2 separate regions of the Homo sapiens genome follow, and region 2 is linked to region 1. A link is a loop called in an ENCODE intact Hi-C map of the cell type or tissue named here. Cell type or tissue: endothelial cell of umbilical vein. All regions are shown on one strand. Each heading gives the region's core, and the rest is flanking DNA. Links, peaks and the distances in the headings are about the cores only.

Region 1 (15,145 bases), core at 7,146-15,145:
TGGCAATGTCTGGAGACATTCTTGATTGTCACAAGGTGGGGAGGGGATGGCACTGGCATCTAGTGGGCAGAGGCCAGGGATGTTGCTAAACATCCTACAATGCCCAGGACAGCCTCCATAACAGGGAATCATCAAACCCAAAATATCGGCCAGGCGCAGCATATTTTTAGTAGAGACAGGGTTTCACCATGTTGGCCAGGTTGGTCTTGAACTCCTGACCTTAAGTGAGCCACCCACCTCGGCCTCCCAAAGTGCTGGGATTACAAGTGTGAGCCACCAAGCCCGGCCCCAAGCCTGACTTTATCTCATCACTGCAAACTGCCCGTGGCACGTGGGAGATCCTGCCAGGCCCACGGTAGGAGCAGGGCACTGTTGACACTACAAACTGATTCTTCCTTGGGGACCGCCGCCAACAGGCTTTTCCTTGGCATTTGCTAAATGCCACAGAGATTTAATTGGGGCGAAGGAAGAGCATCCGGCCCAGTCCACCTTTCCAATTCTCACCAGAAGCCTTTCCCTGCTCGCACAGGGCCTCTTCCAACTGTCTTCCCCCAGAGTTTCTGCAAATTCTGTTTAGACAAAAATAAAAGCAGGGCCAGGCACAGTGGCTGCTGCCTGTAGTCCCAGCACTTTGACAGGCAGAGGTTGGCGGACTGCTTTAGCTCAAGAGTTTGAAACCAGCCTGAGCAACATGGAGAAACCCCATCTCTATAAAAAAATACAAAAATTAGCCAGGTATGGTGGTGCATGTTTGTAATCCCAGCTACTGGGGAGGCTGCAGCGGTAGGATTGTTTGAACCCAGGAGGCTGAGGTTGCAGTGAGATCGCACCCACTGTACTCCAGCCTGAGCAATAGAATGAGAGTACGTCTCAAAAAAAAAAAAAGGTTTTAAATGTATAAGCACAACCAACTATCCTATTTCTTTCCCCTTGTAGCAGTAACATTATGTGTTTAGACTGCGCCATTTCAGCATGGGCCACTAATTCCTAAATGTCAGGCATGACTTGGGGTATTTACAAATCTCAGGAACTTTTATAGACTTCATGGTTTTCTTTAAATTGACTGCCTTTTATTTAAATTCTAAAAGGAAACTTCCTGCCATGACACAAGAAAGCAAGTATCATTTGGTACAAACAGAAGGGCTCATAAAAATAATTGCTAACCTTTCATACATATATTAATCTTTCAAACTCACAAATTAGAGAAAACAGATACTAGTTGTTAAAATCAGAATCATTCTAAATGTCATCAATAAAAATGTTATAATTAGTCTTTTTCTTTCCAAATTAAACCAAAATCACCACCTTCATGAGTGACCCTGAAGACACGTCCCAACCCCTCCACCCCTTCAAAGGCAGTCATAAAATACAGCCAGCCCTTATCACTGACTTTCAACATTTCCATCTGGGTAAAGACACTAAAAGAACATTCTGTTCTGAGAAGTAAGGGACAAAAGTCCAAAGATGGCCGGTTCCATGCCTTGCCTCCTTTTTCCAACTTATTGCATGCAAGACAGAGGTCAAGGTCAAAGGGTGCCCCCATCTCCTTGCGGACTGGACTACAGGGACCTCCTCTCGCCAGCCAGCTGTACAGTAGGTAGAAAGAGCCCTTTTGGGCTGGGCGCAGTGGCTTATGCTTGTAATCCCAGCACTTTGGAAGGCCAAGGCGGGCGGATCATGAGGTCAAGAGTTCGAGACCAGCCTGCAGAACATGGTGAAACCCCGTCTCTACTAAAAATACAAAAATTAGCCAGCCATGGTGGCCTGCACCTGTAATCCCAGCTACTCAGGAGGCTGAGGAAGGAGAATCGCTTGAACTCGGGAGGCGGAGGTTCCAGTGAGCCGAGATCATACCACTGCACTCCAGCCTGGGCAACAGAAGGAGACTCTGTCTCAAAAAAGAAAAGAAAGAGCCCGTCTGCAAGGAAGCCCGGCAGGCACGGCACCCATGTCCACACTCCATCCTTCAGAGTCCCTCTGTGGGTTTGCAACAACACATCTTCTGGTCTCCACGTGGGCAGAGAGCAGCTAGTCTGGTTTTGGTCAGCACAAGGCAGAGCAAGGGAGGACCTCTGTAACTGAAGGGGATGGCGCAAGTGCAGCTGGGCGCTGGCAGAGGACAGAGAGCACAGCCCCATGGGCCGCTGCCAAGCTCCACTGTTCTCATCCCAGGGGGGCAAAGAGCTGTTGGTGCAACTCTCTCCTCCAGCCCAGAGAGGGGAAGGTCGGTGGCTGAGGAGGGGGGTGTCTCTGGGTTTCACCCACCAGCACAATCCCCTCCCTCAAAACATACCCCTATATGCTTGGTATCTAATACTCCCTCCACCACATCAAAGAAAGGATGTTAAAATGTACACACACGGCCGGGTGCGGTGGCTCATGCCTGTGATCCCAGCACTTTGGGAGGCCGAGGTGGGTGGATCACCTGAGGTCAGGAGTTCGAAACCAGCATGGCCAACAGGGCAAAACTCTGTCTCTACTAAAACCACAAAAATTAGCTAGGCGTGGTGGCGGGTGCCTGTAATCCCATGTACTCAGGAGGCTGAGGCAAGAGAATCGCTTGAACCTCAGAGGCAGAGGTTGCAGTGAGCCGAGATCGCACCACTACACTCCATCCTGGGCGACAAGAGCAAGATTCTGTCACAAAAATAATAATAATAATAAATAAAATTAAAAAATAAAATAAGATGTACACACACCCCTACATGCCACATATCTAATACTATCTCCACTTTGTCAAAGGAAGGACATTGAAACACACACCCACCCCACTATATACAATTGATCCTCATAATTTATAATTTCTGTATTTGCAAATTCACCAAATCCCTCAAACTTGTAATCCCAAATCAACAGCTGCAGCCCCTTCACAGTCACTAATGGATGCGTGCAGTGTAGCCAAAATGGTGAGTTGCTCCTCCCTGCCCCGCCCCCAGACACACACATTCCCAGCTGAGGTGACACAAGGCTTCTCATTGCAGCTCTCACACTACAAATAGGAGTCATTTTTGTGGTCTCTTACTGCCACGATTTGTGCATTTTTGTGCTTTTCCCTGATGGTTTTGCAGTTTAAAATGGCCCCTCAGCACAGTGCAGAAGAACTAGTATCTCTAAGCACAGGAAGGCTGGGATGTGCCACGTGGAAAAAATACACGTGTCAGATAAGCTGCCTCCAGGCGTGAGTTACAGAGTTGTTGCCTGTGAGTTCGATGTTAATGAATCCATAACGTACATTAAATATGCGGTTTTTAAAAAACAGAAACACACCTAAAACGAGGTTCTTCATTGATCAGTCAACAAAAATAATGTGACCAGAGCCTCTCAGGAACCTAACCCCATATTTCCCCTAAGAGCAATGGTTCCATATTCGAAAATTCAGTGCTCACAACGACTGAAATAAAGAATGTAAGTACTGGGCAGGGCACGGTGGCTCACATCTGTAATCCCAGCACTTTGGGAGGCCAAGGCAGGCGGATCACCTGAGGTCAGGAGTTCGAGACTAGCCTGGCCAACATGGCGAAACCCCGTCTCTACTAAAACTACAAAAATTAGCCGGGCATACTGGTAGGCATGTGTAATCCCAGCTACTTGGGAGGCTGAGGCAGGAGAATCACTTGAACTGGGAGGTGGAGGTTGCAGTGAGCCAAGATCACGCCACTGCACTCCAGCCTGGGCGACAGAGCAAGACTCCGTCTCAAAAAAAAAAAAAAAAATGCCAGGTGCAGTGGCTCACGCCTGTAATCGCAACACTTTGGGAGGCCGAGGCAGGCGGATCACAAAGTCAAGAGATCAAGACCATCCTGGTCAACATGGTGAAACCCTGTCTCTACTAAAAATACAAAAATTAGCTGGGCGTGGTGGTGGCGCAGGCCTGTAGTAGTCCCAGCTACTTGGGAGGCTGAAGCAGAGAATTGCTTAAACCCAGGAGGCAGAGGTTGCAGTGAGCCGAGACTGCGCCACTGCACTCCAGCCTGAGTGAGAGTGAGACTCCGTCTCAAAATAAAAAACAAGAATGTAAGTCCTGAGAGTAATGAGAGTCCTACCTAACACCACCTCCATCACATCAAAGAGAAAGGGCATTTTTGTTTCCTTATCAGTAAAGCAAGAATAAAAAAAATTACCAACATCAAAGGGCCATTGTGCAGCATGAAAGAGGAAACATGAGTTCAGAGCCAAAACACTGCAGGTCCTAAATAAATATTCATCTTTTTCCTCCACCGTCAGATAATGAGTCACATAAACATGCTGACATAAGCTCTATGCTCTCAGGCAAAATGTAGGACCTCTGAAATGCCTCTGATGCCTCCACCCAGGTGGCGGGCTTCCTGTCTAGATTCCAGTCCCCTTTGTGGGATGGAAAGAGGAGCACGACAATCCGTTCCCAGGGTCTGCAGCACACATCGGTGTGTGACAGCTTCTCCTCATTGTTGTAACAAATTAGCACAACTTTGGCCGGGCGCCGTGGCTCACGGCTGTAATCCCAGCACTTTGGGAGGCCAAGGCGGGCAGATCACGAGGTCAGGAGATCCAGACCATCCTGGCTAACACGGTGAAACCCCGTCTCTAATAAAATACAAAAAATTAGCCGAGCGTGGTGACAGGCGCCTGTAGTCCCAGCTACTCGGGAGGCTGAGACAGGAGAATGGCGCGAACCCGGAAGGCGGAGCTTGCAGTGAGCCAAGGTTGCGCCACTGCACTCCAGCCTGGGCGACAGAGCGAGACTCCGCCTCAAAAAAAAAAAAAAATTAGCACAACTTGAGTGGCTTAAAACAATGCAAGTTTATTACCCTACAGTTAGGTCCGAAGTCCAAAATGGGCCTCATGGGACTAAAATCAAGGAAGGTGTCAGCAGAGCCGTGTTCCTTCTGGAGGCTCCAACCGAGTCCGTTTCCTTAACTCTTCCAACTTCTAGAGTCCCCCGCATTCCTTGGCTCATGGCCCCTTCTTCCCTCTTCAAGCCAGCAGTGCAGCCTCTCCCAATCTTTCTCTTATGCTGACACTCACTCTCCTGCCTGTCTTTCGCTTTTAAGGACCCTGTGATAACACTGGGCCGGGCCAGGGTCAGTGGCTCACACCTGTAATCTCAGCATTTTGGGAGGCCAAGGTGGGCAGATAACTTGAGGTCAGGAGTTCAAGGCCAGCTTGGCCAATACGGTGAAGCCCCGTCTCTACCAAAAATACAAAAATTAGGCCAGGCATGGTGGCTCACGCCTGTAATCCCAGCACTTAGGGAGGCCAAGGTGAGCGGATCATGAGGTCAAGAGATCGAGACCATCTCGGTCAACACGGTGAAACCCCATCTCTACTAAAAATACAATTAGCTGGGCGTGGTGGCATGCGCCTGTAGTCCCAGCTACTCCGGAGGCTGGGGCAGGAGAACTGCTTGAACCGGGAGGCAGAGGTTGCAGTGAGCCAAGATCACACCACTGCACTCCAGCCTAGTGACAGAGCAAGACTCTGTCTCAAAAAAAAAAAAAAAATTAGCTGGGCGTGGCGGCGGGAGCCTGTAATCCCAGCTACGCAGGAGGCCGATGCATGAGAATCGCTTGAACCCGGGAGGTGGAGGTTGCAGTGAGTAGAGATCATGCCACTGCACTCCAGCCTGGGTGACAAGAGCGAGACCCTGTCTAAAAACAAACAAACAAAAAGATTTAAGGTGATATATCCACAAATGGCTTTTTTTTTTTTTTTTTTTTTTGAGACAGGGTCTCACTCTGTTGCCGAGGCTGGAGTGCAGCGGTATGATCAGGGTTTACCGCCACCTACGCTTCCTGGGCTCAAGCACTCCTCCTACCTCAGCCTCCCAAGTAGCAAGGACCACAGGCTCAAGCCACCATGCCTGGCTTTTTTTATTATTATTATTTATTTTTTGTAGAGACAGGGTTTCACTATGTTGCCCAGGCTGCTCTTGAACTCCAGGGCTCAAGCAATCCTCCTGCCTGGGCCTCCCAAAGTGCTGGGATTACAGGTGTGAGCCACCAAGCCCAACTGAAATTCTATTACACAATAAAAAGAAACTTCAAAAACTTCATGCTAAATTAAAGCAGCCAGACACAAAAGGCAACACGTGGTGTGATTCCATTGATAGACAATTTCCAGAAAGGGCAAACCTATGGAATCAGAAAGCGGATCACTGGTTGCCTGGGACTGGGGCAAGGGCAGGGATGAATTGCAGATGGGCTGGAGGAGACTTTCGGAGGTGATGGAAACATTCAAAACCCATGCCGGAGTGATGGTTGCATAACTCCATACACCTGGTTTTTTTTTAATCAATGGTTTACATACTTTTTTTTTTTTTTTTGAGATGGAGTCTCGCTGTGTCGCCCAGGCTACAGTGCAGTGGCGCGATCTCGGCTCACTGCCAGCTCTGCCTCCTGGGTTCACGCCATTCTCCTGCCTCAGCCTCCTGAGTAGCTGGGACTACAAGTGCCCGCCACCACACCCAGCTAATTTTTTGTATTTTTAGTAGAGATGGGGTTTCACTTGTGTTAGCCAGGATGGTCTGGATCTCCTGACCTCCTGATCCGCCCACCTTGGCCTCCCAAAGTGCTGGGATTACAGGAATGAGCCACCGCACCTGGCCAGTTTACATACTTTCAATAGATGTATGCTATATAAATTATACTTCAATAAAGCTGTTTAAAACATTGTGGTAGACAACATATCTATTCAGTTCTTCTTTCTCAATCTGATTCATATTCAAAACTTCCTAGTCCCCCAAATCCAAATATATCAAGCATCAAAGCATCCTCATCCAGTGTGGCCACCCACAAAACGTAGATTGTTACAATGAGGCAAAGTCTTGGGCCACCTGGTACCTAAGCTCCCATCCTTGCCACAACATCACACCAGGGCCTCGACATACCTGGACAGAATGCTCTACATAGTTATTCATTTTCCTAAATTTGATCAGGAAAAAGCAGTGAAATTCATATTTCTAAATTTCTCATAAAAGGCCCCTCCTCTCAAAGAAGCACACTGTAGACCCCAACGGTAAACCTCATGCAAACACCTAAGGATTACCATTAGCCCTAGTAAACACCTAAGGCATACTGAGCACTTATTCTCCTAAACTTTACATGGACTAAAAAACTATGAGATACATAATTATTGATATTCCCATTTTACAGATGAAACAACTGAGACTCAGAGAGGTAAAGTTATTTTCCCAAGATCACACAGCTAGTAAGCAGCAGAGCCTGGGTGTGAACCCAGCTCCTCAATGGACTCCTGCGTCCTGGCTCCTAACAAATAATCCCTGCCATTTCACCACAAGAGGAGCTCCATTCAGCCATAAGCAAAGGGCATGATGTCATAAAATGGTTTCCAGCAATGGAGGTGAAATGCCTTGTTTCCTAACTACACCATTTCAAAAGTTTTCTCAACATCAGGATGTGGTAACTTTCTCAAGAGAGAAAAGAACTTTGAAGCCAGGAGATTCCTCCAAAAATAAGCTGCACGTCTTCGCAACATTCGCTGAGTGACCCCAGAAATAACTGCATTCTGTCCCCTATGACATGTGGCATCGTTTTTGGTTTTTTTAACCACAAATCTTCCAACCATTCCACAGCTTTATTGCCTAGAACCATTAGGTGAAATGGGTGGATCCGGTTCAAAACTGCCTCCTCTCACAACCTCCAAGACCACGAACACATTAATATCAGTGAATCTTTGTTTCCCTGTCAATAAAATGGGAGAATTTTTTTTTTTGAGATGGAGTCTTGCTTCTTCACCCAGGCTGGAGTGCAGTGGTACAATCCTGACTCACCGCAACCTCCACATCCTGGGTTCAAGCAATTCTCCTGCCTCAGCCTCCCCAGTAGCTGGAATTACAGGCACCACCACCACACCCGGCTAATTTTTGTATTTTTAGTAGAGACAGGGTTTCACCATGTTGGCCAGGCTGGTCTCGAACTCCTGACCTCGAGTGATCCGCCCACCTTGGCCTCCCAAAGTGCTGGGATTACAGGCTTGAACCACCACATCTGGCCCCTAAAATGGGAGAATTAACTCCAAAAACTCACATGGTTGTTGTAAGGATTAAAACAGCCCTATTTATCTCAAGTGTCCAGCAGACAGCCTGACCCATTACATATTACTTTTTTCTTCCTTTAACCACCCACCCACTTTAGCCCTCACGCTGCCATCCCCCAGCCCCTAGTTCTATTTCAGGAAGCTCCTCCATCTCTCTGTGCTTCTCAAGAGTTTCTAAACTTCAGGATTCCACCTTGATGTTGCTACTCCTGAAAATGCAGATTATATACAAGAGCATTTACGCAAATGCACAGCAACCCTGATACACAATTTGAATCCAAATCCATGTCACTGTTTAAGAAATAGATTGGCCAGACACAGTGGCTCACATCTGTAATCACAGCACTTTGGGAGGCCAAGGTGGGTGGATCACCTGAGGTAAGGAGTTCGAGACCAGCCTGACCAACATGGAGAAACCCCATCTGTACTAAAAATACAAAATTTGCCGGGCATGGTGCATGCCTGTAATCCCAGCTACTCAGGAGGCTGATTCAAGGAGAATCGCTTGAACCTGGAATGCGGACGTTGCAGTGAGCCGAGATCGTGCCAGCCTTGGCAACAAGAGTGAAGCTACATCTCAAAAAAAAAAAACAGAATTAGATTAGTTCCAGGCCAAGCACGGTGGCTCACGTCTGTAATCCCAGCACTTTCGGAGGCCAAGGCAGGTGGATCACCTGAGGTCAGGAGTTCAAGACCAGCCTGGCCAACATGGTGAAACAACTCTCTCTACTAAAAATACAAAGATTAGCCGGGAGTGGTAGTGGGCACCTGTAATCCCAGCTACTTGGGAAGCTGAGGCAGAAGAATCGCTTGAACCCAGGAGGCAGAGGTTGCAGTGGGCCAAGACCAAGGCATTGCACTCCAGGCAACAAGAGTGAAACTACATCGTCTCAAAAAAAAAGAAAGATTAGTTCCAAAGCTGGTAAATTCTAAAGGGGCTGTGATGCTCCATTCCAACGCAACCTAGAAAACTTACTTTTAAATAAAATTATCTGCACCACTCCCTCTGGCTCTCCATATGAACGGCTCATGTTTCTATCACGCTAATGATCACTTTTGAACAATATTTGCATTTTTCTTTCATGTACTGACTCAAAAGTTCTCAACTCTGACTGCATGTTAAAATCATCAGGGGAGCTTATTAAAATATATAGATAGAAACCCAGGTCCCACCCTAAATTCTTATTTCAAAGGTCTAGAATGAATCAGAAAAGGCTAGTTAAGTTTCCCTGGTGATTGCAATGAACAGCCAGGGTCAGGACACCCACACCTGTTGGGCAGGTCTTCTTTAATTCATCCTTGCATCCCCATCAGCTGGAGTGGCTCCTGCACATAGTAGGCGTCTCATAATTGCTCATGGCACAAATTAATAACCACTGGATTTTAGACTCCACTGATCATATTAATTCATCACAGTATTTACGGAGGATGTACGATGTACCAGGCACTGTTCCAGGCATAGTGTTCAAGTCAATTGTCATCATTAAAACGAAGGAGGCCGGGCGCGGTGACTCACGCCTGTAATCCCAGCACTTTGGAAGGCCGAGGTGGGTGGATCACGAGGTCAGGAGTTCAAGACAAGCCTGGCCAAGATGGTGAAACCCCCGTCTCTACTAAAAATACAAAAACTAGTCAGGCGTGGTGTCGGGCGCCTGTAATCCCAGCTACTCGGGAGGTTGAGGCAGAGAATTGCTTGAACCCGGGAGGCGGAGGTTGCAGTGAGCCGAGATCTCGCCACAGCACTCCAGCGTGGGCAACAGAGGGAGACTCCGTCTCAATAATAATAATAATACTAATAATAATAAACGCAAAACAGAGAAGGGAGGAGTGAGGGAACTATCTTTGGGTCAGACAATCCGGAGTTCAATCTCCATTTTGCAGTCTTCCCTATAGCCCTTAACCTCCGTAACCTCCAGTTTCCTCCTCTGGGTAATATCAGTGAGGCCTCTTCTTCGGAGGATTCAGGAAGCCAGGGACAAAGACCCCACAAAATGGCCGCCAGCACCATTCTTTTTTTTTTTTTTTTTAATTCCACTGACACCTGGTGAAGCCACCCTTATGGTTCACTCCACCCGCCGCGTCTCCTGTTCCGAGCAACTGACGCTGCAATAAGCGGCCGCCACCGGGAAATGCCCAGAGAGGACCAGACGCCCGAGGAAGGGCGGAGCAGAGCGGCCGCAGGCCCCGCCCAACACCGCGCTCAGCCTCCCGCGGGCTCCAGCCTCACCTGCGCGGCCTGTGGAGCTGCACATCTCCAGGCCCCGCCCCCCAGAACTCTGATTGGCGGGTCTAGGCGGGGGCCGGGAAATCTGCATTTGCACCAGCGCCCACCCCCGTCCTTCCCACCCCCGCCCCTCACGCCCAGGTAAGTCTATGGCAGGCGATACGAGAGCCCCGCAAACCTCAACGCGTCACGCTGCCATCCTCCGAACAGGAAGACGGCGAGGCGCAAAATACCAACCCGTCCCCTCTTCCCAAATGCAGAAAAACCCTTGCCTGTTCCGCGCCTAAGCTGCCCTCGGGGTCTCCTACTGCGGGAAGGGCACAGCAGGTGGCAGCCCCTGTCCCAGCCGTGGGATTCCTTCCCCGAAATTGTGGGGGGAGAACACAAGGGGTAGTGTCACCAAGCGGCCAGTAGGAGACCCTCCCACCCTCCTGCGACTGCTGGTTCGGGTCCACCCCGGGCGGAGGGGGAAGGGGCCACCGGAGCGCAGGTGGTCTCGGCGCAGCCTCCTGGGGCTGGGACCCAGGGGCGCTGATGGGGTACCCCGAGGCGTAGGCCGCGCCCCCCTAAAAGCTGAGCATATCTGGGCTCCCGAGTAATGCTCCAAGCGCAGAGCTCGGTGTGACACTGACCAAATTGTTACCTCAGATATTAATTACGGACAGATATTAATTACGGAACAATAAAACGGTGAGAAAGCACGGCTGATCCGAATTCCGCGAGTGTGTAAACAGCACTGGGGCGGGCCCGGCTTCTCGGGGTTTCTAAAGGAAGGTGGGCAAGGAGGCCCAGGCAACCGGGCGCTCGAACCCCAAAGGGCCGGCATCAGGCTAGGTGCCGCCCGGGGCTGAAGCGCAGGGACCCCCTCCCCACCTCCCCGCCTCCCCAGCCCTGCCCCAGGCTCATGGCGCCGGGCGCGGCGCGCGGCCAACCTGTCAGGCCCGGCCAGGCTGGCCCGAGCGCCGGGCTCCGGGAGGCGCGGACAAAGGAAAACACGGGCCCAGGCCCACTCACCCGGCGCGGGGCCTGCTGTCCATCCGCTTCTTCTGGCGCACCGGCTGCAGCGGGATGTTGTCCGTCATGTCGGCGGCGCCGCCCGCCTTGGCCGCCGCGCCCCCCGCGCCGCCTGGGCCGCCGCCCGGTCCGGCCTCCGCGCCGCCGCCCGCCGGCGCCGCGCCGCCCCGGGGGAGGAGGCGGCGGCAGCGGGCGGGCCGGGCCCGCAGCGAGGGGGCGAGCTCGCGAGCGCCGGGCCACGCGCGGAGCGCCCGCGCGGCCCGACCGACGGACACGGGCGCACCATGGGCCCGAGCTCCGCGCTGCGCCCGCTCGCTCCGCGCCGCGCCGCGCCTGCCACGGGGGGCGGCCGGGCCGTGTCCGCGCCGCCGCGACCGCTGCAGTGTCCCCGCCCCCGGCCCGCGCCCGCGCCCCCCACGCGCGCCCACCCGGCCACGCGCCCCCCGCCCACGCCCGCCGTGCGCGCACCCTGCCACCGCACCCCCCGCAAAATCCCACATTCACAATCACATCCCAGCCCTATACACGCGCGCTGTGACACTCATCCCCACCAATATCTGACATGCACAATCACACGGGCACCCGGCCACGCTCACCCCATCAGTCAGTCATTCTCACTCACTCTTGCACCAACGTGCATATTCACGCCCAGGCCCTACACACACACCTGCCACTGCTCACTGCCTGCAACATCTAACATTCACAATCACATGTGAGTCCTGCACACACACATAACACTCTCACCCTCCTGTTGGTCACCATCATCCATGCACCCAGTTTCTCAAGCCTCACACCCATGTGCCTGCAGAAATCACAGTCACACAGGGACCCTCAGCTTATCAGACTCCTTCACCCTCTGACCTTCACCATCCTCACCCTCATTCTCTATCTGGATTCTGGGAACTCACCATGACACACACGCACCTGCCTCTTTCATCCAAACACCCTTCAATAGTCTGAACACCCTCATTCTCACACCAGCCACTTTCTTGGGCTTGCACATGGGCCCCACTCTCAGGCCTCAGACAGTCACCCTGCATTACCTGTCACTGTGATTCACGGTCTCACACACACACCTATCTCCACCGCAGCCCACATCCACACTCACTTCCACACCCTCCCACACAGTGTCTGGGACCCATGAACTTTTCAAAGGCCTGATAAAGTTATGAGAGCAGGAAAAAAAAAACAGAGGGAAGGAACAAAGTGAGGGAGTTTAAAAATCAATATGTAACTAAAGAGCCTGAAATTGTAATAATACCATATAAACTAATCTAAAGCTGACTTTTACATAGTTACATCTAATGACTGATCATGTTGGACGCCGTTTCTTTTTTTTCTTTTTGAAACAGAATCTCCCTCTGTCGCCCAGGCTGGAGTGCAGTGGCAAAATCTCAGCTCACTGCAATCTCTGCCTCCCAGGTTGAAGCAATTCTCCTGCCTCAGCTACCCGGGTAGCTGGGGTTATACATGTGCCTGGCTAATTTTTGTAGTTTTAGTAGAGATGGGGTTTCACCATGTTGGCCAGACTGGTCTTGAACTCCTGGCCTCATGTGATCTGTCCACCTCGGCCTCCCAAAGTGCTGGGCTCTTCCTTGGCATTTGCTAAATGCCATAGAGATTTAATTGGGATGAAGGAAGAGCATCCGGCCCAGTCCACCTTTCCAACTCTCACCAGAAGCCTTTCCCTGCTCCCACGGGCCACTGCGCTTGGCCCTTTTATTTTGTTTTATTTGTTTGTTTTTTTAAGTTAGTGCTAACTGCCAGCAAGTGGATGCCTTTTGTGTTTGCTGTCACACAGGATGGAGCCACCAAATATCCCAGTGTCTGAGGTGGATCTCAAACCAAGAAGTGTGACTTATCTCATGCACCAGAGAAGTTCCTCAAGAAAAGAAGCATGTCATTAGTAATTGCTGCATTGCACATTTGGAGAGGAAATAGCATTCTCCAGCCAACAGGCCTGGTGTGCTTTGCTTCCTGCTGTCTCTTCTACATCTAAAATGATGCTTCGTACATAGCATGGCACAAGTTGGCACTCAATAAAGGCTTCTTGCATGGAAGAAGGATAAACACCCTGACACACCAATTATGGCATCAGTGTGGGTCCCACCATCTCCCATCTGCTTTGCTAGACATCCCCCTTTCAAACTCCACACCCTCTTCTCAACCCCACTACTACACAGGGTACAAGAGAAGACCAAGGAGGCCGGGCGCGGTGGCTCACACCTCTAATCCTGACACTTTGGGAGGCCGAGGTGGGCGGATCACTTGAGGTCAGGCATTCGAGATCAGCCTGGCCAACATGGTGAAACCCCATCTCTACTAAAAAACAAAAATACAAAAATATATTAAAATCACCCGGGCACGGCCGGGCGCAGTGGCTCACGCCTGTAATCCCAGCACTTTGGGAGGCCAATGCGGGCAGATCACGGGTCAGGAGTTCGAGACCAGCCTGGCCAACATAGTGAAATCCTGTCTCTACTAAAAATACAAAAACTTAGCCACGCATGGTGGCAGGCACTGGTAATCTCAGCTACTCAGGAGGTTAAGGCAGGAGAATTGCTTGAACCCGGGAGGCGGAGGTTGCAGTGAGCCGAGATCATGCCATTGCACTCTAGCCCAGGCAACAGTGCGAGACTCTGTTTCAAAAAAAAAAAAAAAAGAAAGAAAAGGTTAGCTATTAAAAGTCCTACTTCTATGATATGAATATTCATAGTTTTCCCTAATTCAAGAATGAACACAACAGCATTATCAATGCTCATCCCTGAAAGATTCCAGGTGGGTTTTTAAAATACAATTTAATTAGCAGGATTTTTTGTTTTAGTAGTTTTCCATTTATAGAAAACATAAGCAATTAGCACAGAGAGTTTCATATGTCCCCATCCTATATCCATGTCCCCAGTCATGGGGACAGTTTCCCTTATTAACATTTTGCGGTACATCCAGGTGGATCTTAAATATTTCATTGCTTTTGTTTTGTCAATACTCTCTACTTTTTCTCTAGCAAAACGTGTTGCTTTTGCAATAATTTTTTCTTTAAATAAGTTTTTAAAAGATGAAAGAGCCCACTATTAACCCTCAAAGGTACTAACACTCTCATATGGAAAGAGAGGGGGAAATTGTAGGTGGTTTTTTGTTTTGTTTTGTTTTGTTTTTGCCTTTTTACTTTCCAAATTTTCTTTCTTTATTTATTTATTTTTATTTTTGAGATGGAGTCTCACTCTGTCGCCCAGGCTGGAGTGCAGTGGCACAATCTCAGCTCACTGCAGGCTCCGCCTCCCGGGTTCACGCCATTTTCCTGCCTCAGCCTCCCCAGTAGCTGGGACTACAGGCGCCCATCACCATGCCCAGCTAATTTTTGTATTTTTAGCAAAGACAGGGTTTCACCATGTTAGCCAGGATGGTCTCGATCTCCTGACCTCCTGATCCACCTGCCTCGGCCTCCCAAAGTGCTGGGATTACAGGCGTGAGCCACTGCAACCGGCCTTTACTTTCCAAATTTTCTTTAGTACGCTTTCATAATCAGAGGAGAAAATACATTTAAAAAAACTCCTTTTTGTTTTTATTCTTATTATTTTTTGAGACAGAGTCTCACTCTGCTGCCCAGGCTGGATTGCAGTGGCATGATCTCAGCTCACTGCAACCTCCGCCTCCCAGGTTCAAGCGATTCTCCCGCCTCAGCCTCCTGAGTAGCTGGGGCTACAGGCACACACCAACATGACCGGCTAATTTTTATATTTTTAGTAGAGAAGAGGTTTCACCATGTTAGCCAGGCTGGTCTCAAACTCCTGACCTCAGGTGATCCACCTGCCTCGCCTCCCTAAGTACTGGGATTACAGGCATGAGCCACTGCGCATGGCCGTTTTTATTTTA
Region 2 (15,145 bases), core at 4,589-12,588, 120 kb before region 1:
CAGCCTCCCAAGTAGCTGGGATTACAGGCACCTGCCATCACATCTGCCTAATTTTTGTAATTTTAATAGAGATGGGATTTCACCATGTTGGCCAAATTGGTCTCAAACTCCTGATCTCAAGTGATCCACCTGCTTCAACCTCCCTCCCAAAGTGCTGGGATTACAGCCATGGGCCACCGCACCGGCCAGCATCTGTTTTAAAATGAAACAAATAGATTTTCTTACAGTTCTATAGATCAGGGGTGGACATGGGATGAGGGTCTCACTGAGACAGGATCAAGGTCGCTTGATCACCATTGCTGCATTGCTGCGGAGGCTCTAGGGGAGCACCTGTAGTCCCAGCTACTGGAGAGGCTGAGATGGGAAGATTGATTCAGCCTGGGAGGCAGAGGCTACAGTAAGCTGAAACCATGCCACTGCACTCTAGCCTGGGTGACTGAGTGAGACTCTGTCTCCAAAAAAAAAAAAAAAAAAAAAAAAAAAAAAAAAAAAAACCTGGCGTTCCTCTTGAGTTCCCATTCCTTTTACCAAGAGAGCTCTGCAGAAGCCACAAGGCAAAGGTATGCAGCTCTCCACCCCTAGTCCTTTCTTTCTCTGGAACCCCTGGATGTCATCTTAGCTGACCTGCTATACCCCGAAGAAGAGATCAAGCTGGAGCTCAAAACTGGGGTTCCAGTCCCCGCTCTGTCCCCAGCCCCCAGCCCCCACAGGCCTCTGCAAAATAAAGATCTTGGAGTAGATGACTATTTCTCATTTCTGCTCCAGCTCTGAAAATGTATCTTTATGCATCCTTAGTCTACTATGCTCAGATATCGAGTTCAGTTTCTGTTGCTTCTATTAACTAAATTTACATTAGCAAGAAATTATTTTTCAAGACTCTCCCTTATTTAAGTTCAAGTCATAATGAGTCAGCCAGCACTAACGAGCTTTGAGCTTTGACCAATGGAAGAAACTGTCATACTGACCTCTACCTTTCAAAGAAAGGACCAATCAAGTAGTGGGTTTTTCTGTTTTTATTTTGTGTTTTTTTAGTTTTAGTTTTTGGCTACTGGCCTGCCTAAGTCTTTGAAAACTCATTCACTTAGTTATTTGTTTAATTTAATGGCTATGCTATAGACTATGTTTATGTCCCCTAAAATTCATATGTTGAAACCTAATCCCCAATATGATAGCAGTTGGAGATGGGGCCTCTGGGAGGTGATTAAGTCCTGGGGGTGGGGTTCCTCATGAGTGGATGTGTGCCTTTATGAAAGAAACCCCAGAGAGGTCCCTCGCTCCTTCTGCTGCGAGAGACAGAGTGAAAAGAGGGCCTTTTATCAGCCAGGAAACAGGCCCTCACCAGACACCAAATCTGCCAGTATGCTGACACAGGACTTCCCAGCCTCCAGAACTAGGAGAAATAACTTCTGTTGTTTACAAGATACCCAGTTGATGGTATTTTGTTATAGCAGGCCATGTTATAGCAGGCCAAACAGACTAAGACACTCTAACTTTCAATATAGCCCTGTTTTGTCTGCTAACAATTGTCTTCCAAAGTTTAAAATTAACAAATCAGTAATGATTCGCATATATAAAATCATACCAGCCAGGTGCAGTAGCTCATGTCTGTAATCCCAGCACTTTGGGAGGCCGAGGCAGGAGGATCACCTGAGGTCAGGAGTTCAAGACCAGTCAGGTCAACATAGCGAAACCCCATCTCTACAAAAATACAAAAACTAGCCAGGCATGATGGCGGGTGCCTGTAATCCCAGCTACTCGGGAGTCTAAGGCAGGAGAATCGCGTGAACCCCAGAGGCAGAGGTTGCAGTGAGCTGGGATGGCGCCATTGCACTTCAGCCTGAGCAACAGAACAAGACTCTGCCTCAAAAATAAATAAATAAATAAAAACAAGAAAAAAAATTATCCCATCTGTCTATGTAAAAAAGCTTGGGTGCAGTGTAGAAATGTTTATAGAGTGATACACATGGAGAGAATTACTTCTAGCTTTTACTTCTAGCTTTTTTTTTTTTTTTTTTTTTTTGAGACGGAGTCTCACTCTTTTGCCCAGGTTGGAGTGCAGTGGCGCGATCTCGGCTCACTGCAAACTCCACCTCCTGGGTTCATGCCATTCTCCTGCCTCAGCCTCCCAAGTAGCTGGTGCCCGCCACCACACCCGGCTAATTTTTTTTTTTTTTGTATTTTTAGTAGAGATGGGTTTCACCATGTTAGTCAGGATGGTCTCGATCTCCTGACCTCATGATCTGCCCACCTCGGCCTCCCAAAGTGCTGGAATTACAGGCATGGGCCATGGCGCCCGGCCACTTCTAGCTTTCTATACCACCGAAATGTTTCAAACGTGTATACGCATTTCTTTTACGTTTAACTTTAATTAAATAAACATCCCAATACAATTCAAATATTACAAATACCTAGTTATGTACAAGCTAAAAAACCCTGACTAAATTTATATCCTTCCTTATATACCTATTAAGTAATAAAGTAAAAAAAAAAATTATTCTTCAGGTACTTTCAAACACTTATGGAAATGATTTTTTTATTCCTATTCTCAAGTAGCTATTACTTTGCCTGTTAATTGCCCTGAAAATATGTGAAAAGTCTGTGATACTGGGCTTCCAGGAGATACACTAATTCCCCAAAAGCCTGCTTTTAACTTTAATCGAGAAAGAATCTGTAACTCCAGAACCAGAAGTGGCTTCCAGGGCTGGGCAGCAGAATCGGCCAGCCCAGCATGCCCAGCTACAGACCCCACAGGTTCATGTTAGTGGAAACGTTGAATAACTATAACCTGAAATGATCAGAAATGACAAACGCTTTTGAGGAAAGATCAATTACAGCTGTATGTAAACATCTTTTAGCCTTGCTTTCTTCTAGAGCAAGCCTCTCAGTGGAGCTTAGGAGCCTACGACAGCTATATCTGTAGCCCTTCCCCACCCCTGGGATCCACCATCCTAATCAAAACCTCTGCAGGATCTGGCGAGGTGGCTCACACCTGTAATCCCAGCACTTTGGGAAGCCAAGGCAGGCAGATCACCTGAGGTCAGGAGTTTGAGACCAGCCTGGCCAACATGGTGAAACCCTGTCTCTACTAAAGATACAAAAATTAGCAGAGCGTGGTGGCAGGCACCTATAATCCCAGCTACTCGGGAGGCTGAGGCAGGAGAATGGCGTGAACCCGGGAGGTGGAGTTTGCAGTGAGCCAAGATCGCGCCTGGGCGACAGAGTGAGACTCCGTCTCAAAACAAACAAACAAACAAACAAAAACAAACAAACAAAAAAAAAACAAGAACGTTCTCAGTCTCTTTGGGAGCTGATTCCAACAGGATCTGAGCCCTGCAGGAAGTCTTTCCTTCTCCCCTTCCACTCTCCTCCATTTTAGCTTAAGTCAGTGTTAATTTAAAGCTACTTTCTAACAGGACACATAACATCCCCCAGAGTCCTACTCAGGGAGGACCAGTTTAGAAGTGGGGTACTCACTAACACCTCTCGATTGTGGGCCAGACAAACATCTGGGGAGTGAGCTGAGATAACTGCATTCCCTCCCAAAACAAAGTGATATACAACAAGGTTACTTAACATTCTGGCTTCTGTTCAAAGAAATCACCCCGTAACACACAAGATAGAGGATTTCAGGGGCTTGCATCTCACTGCTGTTAACAGCCTGAGTTAGGGTCTCAATAACTGCAGGTCAGGCCAGCAGCAGAAAACACAACCTCGTTAAGGTGGATGAATGAACAGATACATTAGACGCGAGCTGGATAAAATGCTGGAAAGGTAGAAAGGGCGGGGAGGGGATCCTGTCTCAGGAGTCTGTTGTGTTTTCTCCTTTGGGTGACAAGAAACCAAAGGGGCAGAGCCCACACCTTTCCCTGCCTCAAATGCCCATGTGAGGGACTCAGGCCAGAAACCATCCGTGAAAGGGCTTTTTCATCATTTCTTGGCCAGCAATAAACCACTTGTGACAAGTTTTTAAAGTTTTCTCTTTGTACCTGGGATGCTGTGCTTGGGAAATAAGCCAGATCACGCTCAGTAGCCTTGAATTCTTGTCAAAAGCAGGATACATACCAATCATCAGAGCACGTATGATACGAGGCGGGAATGTGACATCTGATAAAAGGGGTTATTTGGTGGCATTCAATAAGATAAATACTTAAGCTCACAAAGAGTCACCGGTCAGCCCTAATCCAGCCTTTCAAAATTATAAATCTATCCACAGACACACGGTTTTCTTCACTCAATACGAAAATACATTCAAATGCACCAGGCAGTGGTTGCAGGTTCAAATGCCGACAGGCGTTGGGAGAGAAGCAGACAGGCATAGGGCAGGGCCATGTGGGGGTCAGAAGAAAACTGAGGCAGCAGCTGCCCAGCTTGGCCAACCACTGCCAGGTAGAAGTTGGGCCTACTATTTCCAGACCTGATCTTTCTTGAGAAAAACTAATTTTGACATAAAATCAAGTGATTTTTAAATACTGCTTCAATTTTTTTTTTTAACATAGCATGAAACAAACAAAACACAGCCTGCTAGGAATCAGCGGAAGAGACAGTGGCATAAAAGGTCACTTCTTGCCAGGCGCAGTGGCTCACGCCTGTAATCCCAACACCTTGGGAGGCTGAAGTGGGCGGATCACCTGAGGTATGGAGCCTCAAGACCAGCCTGGCCAACATAGTGAAAACCCATCTCTACTAAAAAAAAGTGCAAAAAATTCACTGGGCCGGTGGGTGCCTGTAATTCCAGCTACTCGGGAGGCTGAGGCAGCGGAATTGCTTGAACCCAGGAGGAGGAAGTTGCAGTGAGCTGAGATCACACCACTGCACTCCAGCTTGGGCAACAGAGCAAGACTCCATCTCAAATAAATAAATAATAGTCACTTCTTGATCCAAATGTCTTGTACTTGAAATTGAACTTCCTATCACTTGACTGATAAAAATAAATACTTAAGAAGAAAGAACAGCATCATCTTCCTAAAATGTGATCATTAAGAAATGACTATTTATAGACCGGGCACGGTGGCTCATGCCTGTAATCCCAGCACTTTGTGGGGCCAAGGATGGTGGATCACTTGAGGTAAGGAGTTCAAGACCAGCCTAGCCAACATGGTGAAACCCTGTCTCTACTAAAAATACAAAAAAATTAGCCAGGCGTGGTGGCACACACCTGTAATCCCAGCTACTCGGGAGGCTGAGGCAGGAGAATCCCTTAAACCCGGGAGGCGGAGGTTGCAGTGAGCTGAGATTGTGGCACTGTACTCCAGCCTGAGCAACAGAGCAAGACTTCATCTCAAAACAAACAAATAAACTAAAAATACAAAATTAGCCAGGCATGGTGGCATATGCCTATAGTCCCAGCTACCCAGGAGGCTAAGGCAGGAGAATAGCTGGAACCCAGGAGGCGGAGGTTGCAGTGAGCCAAGATTGCACCTTTGCACTCCAGCCTGGGTAGCAGAGCGAGACTCTGTCTCAAAAAAGAAAAAGAAAAAAAAAAGAAATGACTATATATTAACTCTATTCTGAGCCAACACTAATATCACATGGGACAGAGCTTTTGCCTCTATGGCCCATGGATAAGCTAACACCAAGGGAGGCACATCTGACAGTTTCCTACAGTGTCTGTAAAACACTGTCCAGCCCTGCTCAAACAGCCCCCGCTGTCTTCTTCTGAACAACCACAATCCTGTTTTGAGACCCCACTTCGGTGGTTAATCAATAATACTGATGGAAGAATTCCCCTATAGTTCCTAACCTCTGTTCTTTGACCTTACCCCTTGGGTCCAAGGTCATGGCAACGTGGTGGTAAAACTCCAACACCCTCCTAAATCTTTCTGCTTCACACTCCGAGCTCATTCATGCACACATCTGAATGCTGTCATTGTCTGGACCTGAGGCTGAGGCTCAGGCTATACCCAGGCATGGAGGGGAACTGCATACATCTTATGGTTCACCAAGAATGTGCTCATAAAAAAACAAACCAACCAACCTCGTAGCCGCAGAAGGACCGCGAGATTGCCTGCCCTCCCCGGCACCATGTACTTGAGCTCTCCAGCAGGTTTTACACTCACGTTCAGCAACAAGATTAAGACGAGGCAAAAGGAGACAAACGGGACCTTTTACACACATGGTCAAAGATGTGCAGAGAGAAGGTGGAAGGCAATGCATCGTGGCATGATTTATGATAGCCAAAAGGGGGAAACCTCCTAAGTGGTAAGCTTGGGAGATAGAACAAATACTCTGTGGTGTACGTACGCAGAAGAATATTGTATAGCCATTAAAAAACCTCTTATTGGCCCAATGCAGTGCTTACGCCTGTAATTCCAGCACTCTGGGAGGCTGAGGCAGGACAGTTGCTTGAGTTTGGAGTTTGAGATTGGCCTGGTCAACATAGCAAGACCCCCATTGCTACAATAAAATACAAAAATTATCCAGGTGTGGTGGTGTGCGCCTCTCATCCCAGCTACTTGGAAGGCTGAGGCGGGAGGACTGCTTGAGGCCAGGAGGTCAAGGCTGCAGTGAGCCAAGACTGCACCACTGTATTCCAGCCTGGGCAATACAGCAAGATCCTACCTCAAAAAAATAAGCAAAACACATTAAAAAAGAAAGAAATTCTGTGACTTGCAGCAACATAGGTGGAACTGGAAGTTGCTAAGTGAAACATGCTCATTTTAATTTTCCTTTCTAAGGGATGAATCCTAATGAGGTGGGTGGTAAAGGCAAGATACTCAGAAGGTAGGCTGCCAGGGTCTGGCAGAAAAAGGCTTATTTTCACCAAGCTCGGAAGCTTCCCCAGATGAGAAAAGAGGGAAGGGACCAAAGAATAAAAATAAAAAATAAAAATTCCACTGCACTTGGAAGATGCAGAGTGTCTGAACATTACCTCCAAACAGGGCACCCTGTTTGGCTAAAAATAGCCAGAGACTGTGGTACTTCATCCAGTATCAGCCCTGAGTCTCCCACACACAGGCATCTTCACTCTCTGGAGCACTTCAGGAGTTTACAAAGCACTTTCAAGCCATCATCCCCTGGGGAGGAAAGTGGTATTGTGGGTTGCATAGTCCAGACTCTAGGCATGGGCTGTCTGGTTTTAATCGTGCCAGCTATGCGACCATGGGAACTTTCCTTAGCCAACTTACACTTCATCTACAAAATGGGCACAATCATTGTGACTCTATCATAAGAGGGGCTCATAGCCCAGGGCCTGGCACAGAGCAGGTATTCAATAGGTGATCATTTCTCACTGCCGTCAGTACCACTGTTATCACCATTACTACCTCATCTTTAGCAAGGACCTGTGAAGTCAATGGCCCTAGTCCCTCTTTACCTTTGAGGAGGCTGAGGTGCAGCAATGATTTGCTTAAAATCGCACAGCTAGGCCGGGTGCAGTAGTTCACGCCTGTAATCCCAGCACTGTGGGAGGCCAAGGCGGGCAGATCACTTGAGGTCAGGAGCTCGAGACCAGCCTGGCCAACATGGTGAAACCCTGTCTCTACTAAAAATTCAAAATTAGCCGGGCGTGGTGGTAGATGCCTGTAGTCCCAGCTACTTGGGAGGTGAGGCAAGAGAATTGCTTGTACCTGGGAGGCGGAGGTTGAAGTGAGCCAAGATCGTACCACCGCACTCCAGCCTGGGCAGCAGAGCGAGAATCCGTCTCAAAAAAAAAAAAAAAAAATCACACAGCTGATTGAATTGAAAGTTACAAGTTAAACATGGCCAGCAATTGCACTGCAGAAGCAGGGAAGGCCAATGTGATGCCCTCACCTTCCATGAAAGTGAGTAGACAGGGTCTTGAAATACAGACATGCATTTATGCCACTGGGAGGCTACAGGAACCCACGGCAGATGTTTCAGTAAAACTCAGCCCTCGCTGAGGTCACAGTGCAATGATATTCCATGTCCTGGCACATTTGTAAAAACTGAGCTACTAAAAGCAAAGTGTAAAGCTGCATCTATAATTTACAGTTGTGCTTTTAAATTTTAAAAAATACTTTAATAGGCTGGGTGTGGTGGCTCACGCCTGTACTCTCAGCACTTTGGGAGGCCAAGGTGGGTGAGTCACAAGGTCAGGAATTTGAGACCAGCCTGGCCAATATGGTGAAACCCCGTCTCTACTAAAAATACAAAAATTAGCTGGGCGTGATGGCGTGCACCTGTAGTCCCAGCTGCTCGGGAGGCCGAGGCAGGAGAATCACTTGAACCCAGGAGACGGAGGTTGCAGTGAGCCGAGATGGTGCCACTGCACTCCAGCCTGGGTGACAGAGTGAGACTCCGTCTCAAAAAAAAAAATAAAAAATAAAAAATATATATATATTTTAATGAAGCGTGAGGGTAATTCTAATACATGCAAAGAATTATCTCTGCAAGTATACTCAGATATTAATAACAGCGGGTGTCGCAGAGGAAGAAGCCTGGGAGAATGGAAGTCAGGGAAGGAGAGCAACAGGCTTCTCACTCTGTGCCATGAGCATGTGCTAGCCATGGAGACACTCTGCATGTTACCTAGAACTGCTGATTCATTGCTCTGGAATTATTCAGCTATTCAAGACCCAGTGAAATACAGCAAGCAGCTTTCATTCATACACACACATGTGCATCCATGTGCACACACATACTAACATGGCACACAGGAAAATACATCACACATACACACACACACACACACACGTATACCTGAACACAAGCGTAAGTCCTACAGAAATGTGAAAGTCATATGACTTTCTTTTTTTTAAATTTTTTTTTTGAGACAGTCTCGCTCTGTTGCCCAGGCTCGAGTGCAGTGGTGCAATCTCGGAAAGCCATATGACTTTCTAAAGGAAGTTACTTAATTCACCCTCCTTCCTGTTTAATTATATGTACTACAGCATGATTCTGTACTGGTCCTCTCTCTCTCTCTCCATATATATATATACACACACACACACAAAGTAAATATTATTTTATATATTTATATATTATGTCAATATTTAAATTATTATTTACATAATATATATTTACATAATATATTATATAATATATATTTACATAATATATTATATAATATATATTTACATAATATATTATATAATATATATTTACATAATATATTATATAATATATATTTACATTATATATATTTCTTTACATATTTATAATATGTAAATATTTACATATTATAAATATGCATATCATATATTATATAAATACACATAAAATAAAATAAATATATATGTATATTTAAATATGCATACATTTAGAAGGAGTCTGAGAAAATCTATACCAGAACATAAACAGTAGTAGTTATCGCCAGGTGGCAAGAATCACAGGTTATTTTTTATCTTCTTTTTGATTCTACAATTTCTCCCTTTTCTGTAGTGAAGACATTAGTACTTGTGATTTTAAAACCTTTTTTGGCCAGGAGTGGTGGCTCACGCTTGTAATCCTAGCACTTTGGGAGGCTGAGGTGAGTGGATCATTTGAGGTTAGGAGTTTGAGACCAGCCTGGCCAGCATGGTGAAACCCTGTCTCTACTAAAAATATAAAAATTAACCAGGCATGGTGGTGGGCACCTGTAGTCCCAGCTACTCAGGAGGCTGAGGCAGAAGAATGGTTTGAACCCGGGAGGCGGAGATTGCAGTGAGCCAAGATCACACCACTGGGCGACAGAGCAAGACTCTGTCTCAAAAGCGCCTGGCCAAAAAAAGAAAAAAAGTTTTTTAAATATGAAAAATTCATGGAAAAGACAAGTGAATGAGCCATGGACAGAGCTGATCCTAGCTGCTTACAGGACAGCACCTCCTGGCTCAAACCAAGAAACAAAGGCTTGGAAAGTTGCATTATCACCAAGGCCCCCACTGCCACTCCCCACCACCCACTCTCGACACTGTGGAACATCCTGGAAATGGTGGGATGCTGTCAGGGCTGAGGCCTGCTCGCTCCAGCATCTGAGCAGTGCTCCGCTCCTCCGGGTCCGACTGTATCTATTTCATTTCCTCCGTGACTTACTGTACGGTGGCAGGGAGGGCCCAGCGCCCCCAGGCTGTAATCGATAGCTGAATAAAGACACTTCAAGGTTCCCCAACTGGAATGTGCACAGGAAACAAATTTAGGAAATCCTGCTTTCTGTTACAGGAAATGAATCCTACGCCAACTGGTAGAAATTACTCCAGCAGCTCCCAAGTAAAATGCATACTGGTTTCTACACATGTTCCATAAACTGACCTTGCCTAGGCTAGCAATGTTTTATTGATATTGAATTTCAAAGGCACGATTCTAGAGCCAGCCAAGTCTATGCAGAATCCTACAGGGACTTGGAAACAGTACGGCTTTCTGAAAGATTTCACCTTAACTAGATTTAGCCTCCTCTGAGCCTCATGAGGCATTTATATAAACCTATTTGTATTTGGCAGTAGGCGGCCTCTGAAGTAGTTTTTAGAAGGCTGATCAGGAAGACATTAACAATGACTATACCTTTAGTAAGATTATGGGCTACTTTTTACTTTTCTGATCAATGCATTCATGTGTTCTACTATAGACATAAAATAACTGTGCAATACAAAATAATAAAAGTTGTAAAAAAAAAACCACAGCAAGGCCAGTCGCAGTGGCTCACGCCTGTAATCCCAACACTTTGGGAGGCCAAGGCGGGCGGATCACGAGGTCAGGAGATCGAGACCAACCTGGCTAACACGGTGAAACCCCATCTCTACTAAAAATACAAAAAAAAATAGCCGGGCGTGGCAGCGTGTGCCTGTAGTCCCAGCTGCTGGGGAGACTGAGGCAGAAGAATGTTGTGAACCCGGGAGGCAGAGCTTGCAGTGAGCCGAGATCACGCCACTGCACTCCAGCCTGGGTGACAGAGCAAGACTCCGTCTCAAAAAAAAAAACAACCACAGCAAAAAGGTAACACTGGCCTCTGAAGACACCAAAGGCCAAAGGAAAGTAGTTCTTTTTTTTTTTCTCAATCATGATTCAGAATCTTAGAAAAACAAGACAAATCTGATTTCAAGTGCAATTCATCCACAGAAGAGATAAAGTACCATTCACTTTGAGAAAAAGCGGCCGAGAAGTGCAAAGCATTCCATGAAAGATTTATCCTCATGGAAAAATCTTTGCACAGCCCTAAAACAAATACACCAAAGTCCAGTGGGAGCAGAGGAGTGGGCAACGGGCATTAAAGCCTCCAGAGATGCCAACAGGAGCATCAGGGGCCTCAGGCAGGACTTGCTTCTCAGATCATCAGCATCTGGAGCTTGCTCAAATTTGAATTCCGCTGGGTGCGGTGGTTACGCCTGTAACCCCAGCACTTTAGGAGGCTGAGGCAGAGAGATCACTTAAGCTCAGGAGTTTGAGACCAGCCTGGCTAACATGGGGAAAACCCTGTCTCTACTAAAAATACAAAAATTTGCCAGGCATGGTGGCGCACTTCTGTAATCCCAACTACTTGGGAAGCTGAGGCATGAGAATCGCTTGAACCCGGAAGGTGGAGGTTGCAGTGAGCCGAGATCATACCACTGCACTCCAGCCTGGGCGACAGAGCAAAAAAAAAAGGCCTGGCACGGTGGCTCACGCCTGTAGTCCCAGCACTATGGGAGGCTGAAGGATCACTTGAGGTCAGGAGCTCAAATAAAATAAAATAAATTTGAATTCCATCAAATACCCACAGGTTACTGGTTCCAAGTCCATAGCTACCAAAAATATGGCCCTCTCTGACATCGCTATTCCACAGTATCATTCCCAAAGGGAAAAACAGACTAAACCTGCCAAGCCACAGAAAGAAGAAATGATGATAAACCTGAAATTGTCACTTACTATGGCACAAGTCCAAGTAGATCAGGACAATCACCCAAACCTACCCTCCCTCCCCCTCTCTCTTTCTGCACACAATTCCCATCTCAGAAGGTAGCCAGGGGTGTACAACATTTTTCACTCCTAAAAAGCCTGGTTCAAATGTCAACAGTCACGGATGAACTGGGTTTTATAGCTTGAGCTATTCCACAAACACCCTGCAGGCTGGAAGGAGGAGTCTCCCAGGTGACAAATTCCACTGCCCAAAAAAGGGAGAAAGAAGCACCAGGACACAGAAGATGACACTCAAGCGTTCTTCCATTTGTGAACTTTGGGAAAGATGTTCATTGTGCCATCCCCCAACCGCCAGGAACCGCAGGCTCACTGATACTTGCAAATTGGTCCAGAACTTTAGGAGCCCCATTCTTCCTAAAATGGGTTAAAAAAAAAATTGGGATTCCTCCCAATGTTGGTACAAGAGTTAAATGTTTAAAAAAAAAAAAAAATTCTGGGAAGCACTCTGGCCATAGTTACCATGAGCCTTATGCTCATTTAAAGCCGGGCATGGTGGCACACGCCTGTAGTCCTGACTACTCAGGAGGCTGAGGTGGGAGGATGGCTCATACCCACGAGTTCAGGGCTGCAGTGAGCCATGATTGCACCTATCAAGAGCCGCTGCACTACTCCAGCCTGGGCAACATAGCAAGACCCCATCTCTAAAAATAAAATACTCATTCAATTTGACCCACAAGATATACTGACTGCCTACTTGGGGCTTCACAACAGCCCCACTGTGGGGGTTCCATGGCACAGATCTGGAGGCACAGCAAGCATAAGTAACTGCCCAAGTGTGGAGCTGGATCCCGGGAGTAAGTCACACACTATACTGTGTCACACAAGCCTCCTCCCTAGGGGCCTGGGGCTGTCTTGTTAGCACTAATATCACAGTGTTAGTCTACTCAAAAGTATCTCTTGAATTCATAAACCCAATCACGCCACTTCTAGAATTATAAGGTGTAAGGATGTTCATTGCAAAATACTTATAAATATCATTGCTAAAAATTAGGAATAACCTAAGTTCCTACAGTATGAGAAGTTCCAATTATGAGAATAGTTAGGATATTAGGGTATATGCATAGGTAGCAATTCTTAAAGAATGCTTTCAATAATATTCAAGATGATTAGAAAACAGAAATGATAAAATAGTAAGTGAAAAAAGGAGGATACAAACTATATCAATAGGAAAATTCACGTTTTAAAAAGTAAATTAAAAGATATTGAAAGGTGGCCGGGCGCTGTGGCTCACACCTAAAATCCCAGCACTCTGGGAGATGGAGCCGGGAAGATCGTGCCACTGCACTCCAACCTGAGTGACAGAGCAAAACAAAAACAAACAAACAACACCTCAACAACAAAAAGAAAAACAGACAAAGTGAAAATGGATAAAGGATATGGATAGACATTTTTCCAAAGAAGATAAACAAATGGCCAATAAGCATACGAAAAGACGCTCAACATCAGGGGCCATCCGGAAAATACAAATCAAAACCACAATGAGATACCGCTCCACACTGACTAGAACGTCCAGAATCCAAACAACTGACAGTAACAAGGATTGACCGAGATGTGGAGAAACGGAAACTGTCATACGTTGCTGGTAGATACGTAAAATAGCGCAGCCACTTTTGGAAAACAGACAGACAGCTCCTCAAAAGGTTAACTATAGAGTCACCATATGACATTGCCAACCCACTCCTAGGTATATACCCAAGAGAAACAGAAATCTACACCCACTCAAATACTTGTACACAATTGTCCATAGCAGCATTATCTATATAGACAAAAAAAAAAATCCAAATGTGCATTAATTGATGAATGGATAAATAAAATGTAATATATCCATAAACAGATTATTATTCAGTGATAAAAAGGAATGAAGCATTGATGAGTGAATATGCATGGATGAATCTTGAAAACATCACACTAAGTAAAACAGGCCAATCACAAAAGGCCACCTATTGTATGGTTCCAGATGTTTGGAGTGTCTGTCATAGGCAAATCTATAGAGGTAGAAAGTAGATTAGTGGGTGCTTTAGGGCTGGAGGAATGAGGAAGACAAGGGAGTACAGCAGGAAAGTGGGTATAGAATTTCCTTTGGGGTGATAAAAATATCCTAATTTGATTGTGATGATGGTTGCAAAAAAAAAAAAAAATCCCAAAATATACTAACTATATTAAGAAGCCATACTCACCAACGCAGTGACTCACGCCTGTAATCCCAACACTGTGGGAGGCCAAGGCCAGTGGATCACCTGAGGTCAGGAGTTCAAGACCAGCTTGGCCAACATGGTGAAACCCCATCTCTACTAAAAATACAAAAAATTAGCCGGGCATGGTGGTGGGTGCCTGTAATCCCAGCTATTCAGGAGGCTGAGGCAGGAGAATCGCTCGAACCCCAGAGTGGGTGGTTGTAGTGAGCCGAGATCACGCCACTGCACTCCAGCCTGGGCAAAAGAGTGAGACTGTATCTCGGGGAAAAAAATAAAATAAAAAAGTCATACTTTAAATAGGTAGACTGTATGGAATGTGGAGTTTATCTTAATTAAGATCTTAATTATTTACATCTTTTTTAAAGTATGTGGTTTAAATGGGACCTTGTGCCCTGTTATGCTGGCCTTTTGAGTTACAAAACAAAATCTCTAACTTTCCTAATTCAGACTATACCTCAAGTCCAAGGCTATTCTTTTTAGAGGAAAGGCGTTTCTTTCTTGTATTTGAAAATGTGTTTCCCAGCAGCCCTGCATCATCCTGGCTCCTGTCTGCCCTGACACATTGCTTCCTTAGAAAACGCCTAATTCCAGCACAGAGAAAACAAGCAGGGCCTCCCCATGCCTTGCTGCACCTGCCCAGGTTTACCTCATCGGGGCTGGATGCCTGGTATACGCGGCAGGAGTCTTCGTACTGCTTCTCGGCCTCAGCCTGATCAGTCACACCGTTGGACTCATACACGGGAGTCACGTTGTGGCAGAGCGCGATGGCCTTCACGGCTTCGTGCACGCGGCTGCTCATGGTCCGCCGGACCTTAGTGGTGAGCGTTGGGCCCTTCTGAGCCGGTGGGTCCTGGGATTGCTACAGGAAGGAGAAATGAACAAGGAAGATGACCAGAGGCAGGAATGATTTGGAGAGTGGAAGAACAGCCGTGCAGCTATTGTTTCTTTTTTCTACTGTTCCAACACACAGAACCCTTAGATATATCTACAATGATGCTGCAAATAAATGACATGCAATTTTCAGGGTTTGTCATTTATGCTCGGCAAAAAAAAAAGAAAAAGAGACAGAGGAAAAAAAATACAATTTAATGAACGAGAACGATTCTACCTGCAGATTGAGTGAA

The links. Peaks named below come from ENCODE experiments on the same cell type or tissue, not always from the same donor. Only the 100,000 strongest peaks of a DNase experiment are listed, where the experiment ranks them.
Region 2: a loop joins it to region 1, with 3 times the contacts of the local background. A loop is called at or near these places in 7 of 110 quality-filtered maps.

The regions. Positions count from the first base shown.
Region 1 is chr20:51,757,030-51,772,174 of GRCh38, forward strand. ATP9A (ATPase phospholipid transporting 9A (putative)) reads right to left here and starts at 11,361. Exons shown (of 28, transcript NM_006045.3): 1 at 11,273-11,361. The coding sequence starts at 11,340. RefSeq lists an enhancer at 5,213-5,897. In endothelial cell of umbilical vein, for the core only: a CTCF peak has its summit at 10,661; no DNase peak of the experiment used is centred there; H3K4me3 peaks cover 1,901 bases; H3K27ac peaks cover 623 bases.
Region 2 is chr20:51,642,271-51,657,415 of GRCh38, forward strand. ATP9A (ATPase phospholipid transporting 9A (putative)) reads right to left here. Exons shown (of 28, transcript NM_006045.3): 14 at 14,668-14,880. Among named protein-coding and RNA genes, the nearest start is that of NFATC2, 110 kb to the left of the region's middle. In endothelial cell of umbilical vein, for the core only: no CTCF peak of the experiment used is centred there; DNase peaks (open chromatin) are centred at 8,701 and 10,071; H3K27ac peaks cover 2,240 bases.